Regions from separate parts of the Homo sapiens genome. Here region 1 is linked to region 2. Evidence: chromatin loops called from intact Hi-C (ENCODE). Cell type or tissue: tibial artery. All regions are shown on one strand. Each heading gives the region's core, and the rest is flanking DNA. Links, peaks and the distances in the headings are about the cores only.

Region 1 (2,909 bases), core at 115-2,614, 63 kb before region 2:
CTCCGCTTATGGGAACAAGGAGACAGTACCACAGCCCGTGGATTTTCCAGAAACGGGTGACACGTTGTCAGGTGATAGGATCACGCTTGTCTTGAAGAGAACTTCCGGCTTTCTTTCTCCCCACTCTGGTGCCACCCGCTTCCTGTCAGCCCCCAGAAGAAATATTTCCTTGTGGCTTGATGTTTTGTAGCAAGTGGGAAACTATAAAATAAGCATTTGCTTATGAATTAATTTTTGGCACACATGGGGCTCAGCAGGGCTCACGGCACTTTCATATCCGTCCTTCGAGTCCTTGCCAATTTCTATGTTCCTTCCTCCTAAGATGTTCCCACCAGCGCCTGGGGGAAGTTCCCTTCGCTTCCTCTTCCTTACAGAAGGACAGGGGCTGTCCTTACCTGGAATGAAGAGGAGGACAGGCTATCTTTGGACATACCTCGTTTTTTATTTTTGTTTTTTTTAAGCCAATACAGATGTTTTGGGATATATATGCTGACATGACCATAGAGAACCTCCTAGCACATTATGGGGATAGATAGTTAAACATTTTTTTGGACTAATTGCTTCTGGTTTCAGAAGCACTGGGAATTTCATGTATCAAATGGCTGCCCACGTCTATTCCTATGCCAAAGTCTAGTCTACAGACACACCCGAAAAGGGTTTTCTTTTCTGCACGTAAGCAGCTAGAGATGGAAAATGTGAGAAGTGCTCCGTCAGGAAACTGGCCTGCAAATTCAGCAGAGAGAGTGATCCCTGGTTCATGAGGCCTTTCCTACACCACACTCTTTTTTTTTTTTTGAGGTTGGCTTAAGAAATCAGCCCAAGAACAAGTGTTAGATAGGAAATCTCACATCCCTTCCGGAAGTCACCAACACAGTGTGGGAGGGACACGTTGGTTGGGCTATCTCTGACCCCAGTTAGCAAAGAGATGAGGGCGGAAAGGGCAATTTGATTTGCCTCTGCTGGAAATGGAAGGCCAGTTTGTGAGGAAGATCAGCCTTGGTTTGACAGGGCAGTCACCCTGAGGAGGAGGAAAAGATTGGTGTGTGAGCAAGTTACGTAAATGGGTGTTGTTTTTGGCAGGGAAGTCAGGAATGAGTCACTTCTGAGCGGTGTTTTCTAACCTCAGGTTTTATCCATGTGGGAAAGGAGTGAAGCCAGCAGTGGAGTCAGGGCAGCTCTCCTCCTGCACGTGGGGGTTCGAGAGCTGTTGGCATTAAAGAAAGAGGGAGGCAGTGACTTGTCCCCAGCAGGCGTCCCCAGAGACACTGCCCTTCTGCGGAAGCTGTGAGGGGTCAGCAAAGCCACCCCAGGTTGGCTCAAGGACCAGCTTGGCTCCTTTGAGAAATGGTGGCGTAAAGGTTAGGGACTCAGGGAGGACCCCCTGGAAGGAGAGAGCCTATCAACTGCGGGCCTCCAGACCACAATATTTGTGCTGGAATTCCAGCTCTGCCCCTGCCAGCCTTCAGTGACCTTGGGGTTTGTCAGGGCCACTTTGAAACTCAGTTTCCTCATCTGCAAAATGAGGGTTGGAAAAGCCTAGTCCCTTCCTTATGGAGTTACGAAGAACATGAGGGTAAAGTGTGTGGTCCGGTAGACAAGTGGAGCTGCTGCCAGGGCTGCTGATTCTGTGGTGTGGGTACAGCCTGGGCTCAAGCCCTGCCTCCTATATGCCCACCTCAGGACTCCTGGCGAAGTCCACCTCACTCATCCCACTGGTTCCTGACTTGGAGAATAGGATGGTGACGGTTCCCACCTCAGAGAACTCCTGAGATGTTTTCACAGACTATTTATAGAAAGCACCTCACGTGGCATCTGGCCAATACAAAGATCTCAAGATGATGTGGTTCTTATTTTTATTTGTTCATATATATTTTTAAGAGATAGGGTCTTGCTATGTTGCTGAGGCTAGACTTGAACTCCTGGGCTCAAGCATTCCTCCTCCCTCAGCCTCCTGAGTAGCTGGGACTATAGGTGCGGACCACCATGCTCGGTTCTAATTAATAATATTTTTATTTATTTTAAATACATGCTGTATTTTGTGAAATGTGTTTTCTGTCTAAAATCCTACTTCTGATATTTTCTATTTTTGCATAGTGGTTTATCATCCAGCAGGCCTGGGGGACGCTCTGTCTTATGTTATTTTCACACTCAATTGACCCAAGTCCTTCTGACTGTATATTAAAAATGATTTTAGAACTCCAGGACATTGGGAAATTTCATTGCCTTGAGTACAGGTTATTTAGGTTGGTGCAAAAGTAATTGCGGTTTTTGCCACTAATAGTAATGAGAGACATTCTGGGATGAAGCAGAAAGAAAAACAGCAATCTAGTCACTTCTTTGTGGTTTGAAGTGCTCCCTGGCCCAGGCCATTGTCTTGTCTGTCCTTTTTTCCTTTCCTTTCTTTCCCTCCTTCTCTTCCTTTCCTCCTACTTTATCTGCCTTTGACCTGAACACCTCACACCCTTCTTCACCATTCCCAGGAAACTGGACTGTTATTGAACAGGAGTCCTTGAGGATTATTGGTCTAAATCCAGGTCTTAAGGAGGAAGCTCAAAATTCAAAAGTCGTTACATTCTTAGGCATATCAGACTTGAGTGAGCCCTCCTGCAGAAGAAGATGGCAGTTCCCACAACTCTGCCCTGGTCATCCTTAGCGCAGCTCTCTGAGTGACGGCAGACAGTAGGTAATGCATGCACCTACTGGCATTCAGTTTCCCAGTTCGGGGCAAGAAATTACTGCAAGACTTGTCAGCATCATTCATCTGTGAGTCCCTCCAGGTTGGTGATAAGAGGCACAATCCCTTTGAGGTGGTCCCAGGGGAGAATGTGCATCCTGGTTCATGCTTCCAGAGGAGCTGGAGACCCAGCGTGATTTTTCTTATTTCCTGAGTAGCAGAGCCAACAATATGG
Region 2 (2,909 bases), core at 205-2,704:
CTCAACTGAGATAATTAATTACCATTTACAACAACATAAGCTGGTAGGGGGCAAACAGCTATAATAAATAATTATTTAGAGTAAATTTTATTTTACATTTTTTTTGAGACAGAGTCTCGATCTGTCACCCAGGCTGGAGTACAGTGGTACAATCTCGGCTCACTGCAACCTCCGCCTCCTGGGTTCAAGCAATTCTCCTCCCTCAGCCTCCCAGGTAGCTGGGACTACAGGTGTGTGCCGCCATGCCTGGCTAATTTTTTGTATTTTAGTAGAGACGAGGTTTCACCGTGTTGCCCAGGCTGGTCGCGAACTCCTGAGCTCAGGCAATCCACCCGCCTCGGCCTCCCAAAGTGCTGGGATTATAGGCGTGAGCCACCATGCCCCGCCTAGAGTGAATTTTAAAAGAGAGAAACACCCACATGGAATGTATGGGAGAGGGAAAGTACCTGTGGACGGAGACAGAGAGAGAATATTGGAGTTCTGAGAGCTGGAGGAGGAGAAGGTGGGGTCCTAAAGCCCAGCTGGGAGAGTGGTGAGCAGGGTGCGCTGGGAGACTTGTCACGCCGCAGGGAGCTGGGAAAGATGCTAAGAGCAGACGGGAAGACTGCTGGGTGCGCAGAATCCTTGGAGACTTCACATGAGCTGTCTCTGTTGAGAGGTGGGGATGGAAGCCAGATCTAAGACTAACAAGCAGAGTCCAGCCGCAGGCTGAGACCACAAATAGCAGCTATTTCCTGGGGAAGCAATGGAGAAAACTAGGGCAGAAGTTAGAGGGGAGAATGGACTCAGGTGAAGTGGATCACCCTGTTGTTAAGTTGGCAGGATCTGGGGTGTGTTTGAGGTGCTGTAATGTGTGATGTCACCCAGGGCACCATCTGCCTCTCCCTGAAACCACATCATCATGGATCATCCAGAATCAGTGATACTTTCCCACCCTCTGAAATCCCCTCCACTAGCAAAGGTGAGAATTTTGGAAAAAATTGGCAGATTGAATGCTTAGCCTGTCTGAGAAAGCCAGCAGCGATCTGTGGGTGTCGGCTTCCTCGCTTATCTGATTGCCGAGAAGCTCACTTACACCGACCTACCAGATTAACTGGCAGTATTTCCCCCGCACCTGTGGCCAAGGGAGCTAGAGTAGCAGAAGATGGTTTTACCAAGTGCATCCAGAGAGGTCCCTCTCTGGCCTCCTCCTGAGCCAAGTTTTTCTGTCAACATATTGCTAGAGATGGACTTCCAGGCATTGGGGTTTCTATCAAAGGTGAGACTATATTGCACAGTAGTTCAGTTAGGACTCCTTCAGTTGCAGATGTCAGAAAACCTAATCCATGCTAGCCTCAGCAAAGGAGAATATGTATTGGTTCATTTTGACCAAGAAACCAACAGCCTCGCTTCAGGCACAGCTGATACAGGGGCTCACACAGTGTCCTCAGGGCCCAGTTCCTCCTTGCCATCTTTTGGCTCTGTGTCCCCAGTGCTGGTGGTGCCTTCAGTGTTGGTAATGTGGCAGCTCCAGAGTTCACAGCTGCTCAGGTTCAAGGTCAGTGGGAAAGAACAAAATTATCTTTGGCTGCAATCCCAAGAAAGAGCTCAGTGGACATCATTGGCTCCATTTGGTCCTGTGTCTATCTCTAAACCAGTCATTGTACCCAGGGGAATACAATATTGTGATGGCCAGGTTGGAGCCCCACCCAGACCTCAAAGACTGCTACTCAGAGAGGAATGGTCCCCAAAGGAAAATTAGAAGTTATTCCCAGAAGAGAGGGCAGGGGAATAGAACTCATCCTGAAGTCCCTTATATTTTTTTTCCCCCAAGAAAATTGTTGTTTTCCCTGTGAACTTAGGAGCATTGAAAGGCAAGAACTGATCACTGCTCATTAAATTGCCACCTTACAGTGCCTAGAATGTAACAAATTCAGAAAATGCTTTTGATCATGCTGATCACAGGGTTCGTGGATTGAGGTGACTTCTGTGTTTGACTAACTCATACAAGAATGTTAGAAATGATTCATATCTCATTTTGAAAATCATAATCTCAGTATGTGTTAATTTTGTTTTTGCCATAGAGAAATGCTACTTGATTACTGTTGCGCATGAAGTTATTTGACTACCATGTAATTTGTAATATGCCTGAAAAGCAAAGTAATGAAATGACTTAGATCTGCAAATGGGTCTTGGCGGGTTTGGTGGGCACCGGGTGGAAAAGGAAGCGTTTGTTTGGGCACGGTGACTGAAATACATTTGTGTGAGATGCTCTCGTTGCTCTCATGAAGAGTTTGGCACAGTCCGTGCCATCTGACTGTTCCTGTCATTGTTCTCAGGTATGCAATAAAATCATCTTTCTAATGAGCTTTGTGGGCAACTGTGGGACATTCACAAGAGGCTACCGAGCCATGGTTCTGGATGTTGAGTTCCTCTATCATTTGTTGTATCTGGTGATCTGTGCCATGGGGCTCTTTGTCCATGAATTCTTCTACAGTCTGCTGGTGAGTACCTGGTGTGGAAATATTTTATGTGTGGGGAAACTAGGAGAGTGTCCTATGTCCTCTCTCTCATCACAGACCCTTCCTTTTAATGGTGATTGGTGTGCCTGGTCCACCAAGATTGAAGCTCCACAGTTGGCAGCCTTTGGGGGATCTGAGAGGAAAGCTCCACAGGAATTGGGTCAGCCCAGGAATTCAAGAGTCACACAACCGCACTGTGTACTGGGCACTCCCGATCTGTTACTTCTCAGTAATGGAACATGCCTGTAGTAGGTTCAGGAGATGTTTCCTTTCCATGCACCTTTGTTTTTCTTTACTTCTTAGACTCAGCCGCACTTACACCAAGAGGAGTGTTTTTGAGGCTGTCATCCAACAGCTCTCAGGGAGTCCATTTCTTGTGAACACGTGTAGCGACCATAAGAGTAGGAG

The links. Hi-C counts contacts between places; a loop is a spot of excess contacts. Peaks named below come from ENCODE experiments on the same cell type or tissue, not always from the same donor. Only the 100,000 strongest peaks of a DNase experiment are listed, where the experiment ranks them.
Region 1: it touches region 2 in a loop (1.9-fold over the local background); 11 of 110 quality-filtered maps call a loop at or near these places.

The regions. Positions count from the first base shown.
Region 1 is chr3:4,740,766-4,743,674 of GRCh38, forward strand. The region is part of intron 44 of ITPR1 (inositol 1,4,5-trisphosphate receptor type 1); the gene reads left to right. Among named protein-coding and RNA genes, the nearest start is that of EGOT, 9.4 kb to the right of the region's middle. In tibial artery, for the core only: no CTCF peak of the experiment used is centred there; DNase peaks (open chromatin) are centred at 254 and 1,146; H3K27ac peaks cover 2,500 bases.
Region 2 is chr3:4,803,785-4,806,693 of GRCh38, forward strand. ITPR1 (inositol 1,4,5-trisphosphate receptor type 1) reads left to right here. Exons shown (of 62, transcript NM_001378452.1): 55 at 2,319-2,483. Among named protein-coding and RNA genes, the nearest start is that of EGOT, 54 kb to the left of the region's middle. In tibial artery, for the core only: no CTCF peak of the experiment used is centred there; no DNase peak of the experiment used is centred there; H3K27ac peaks cover 2,426 bases.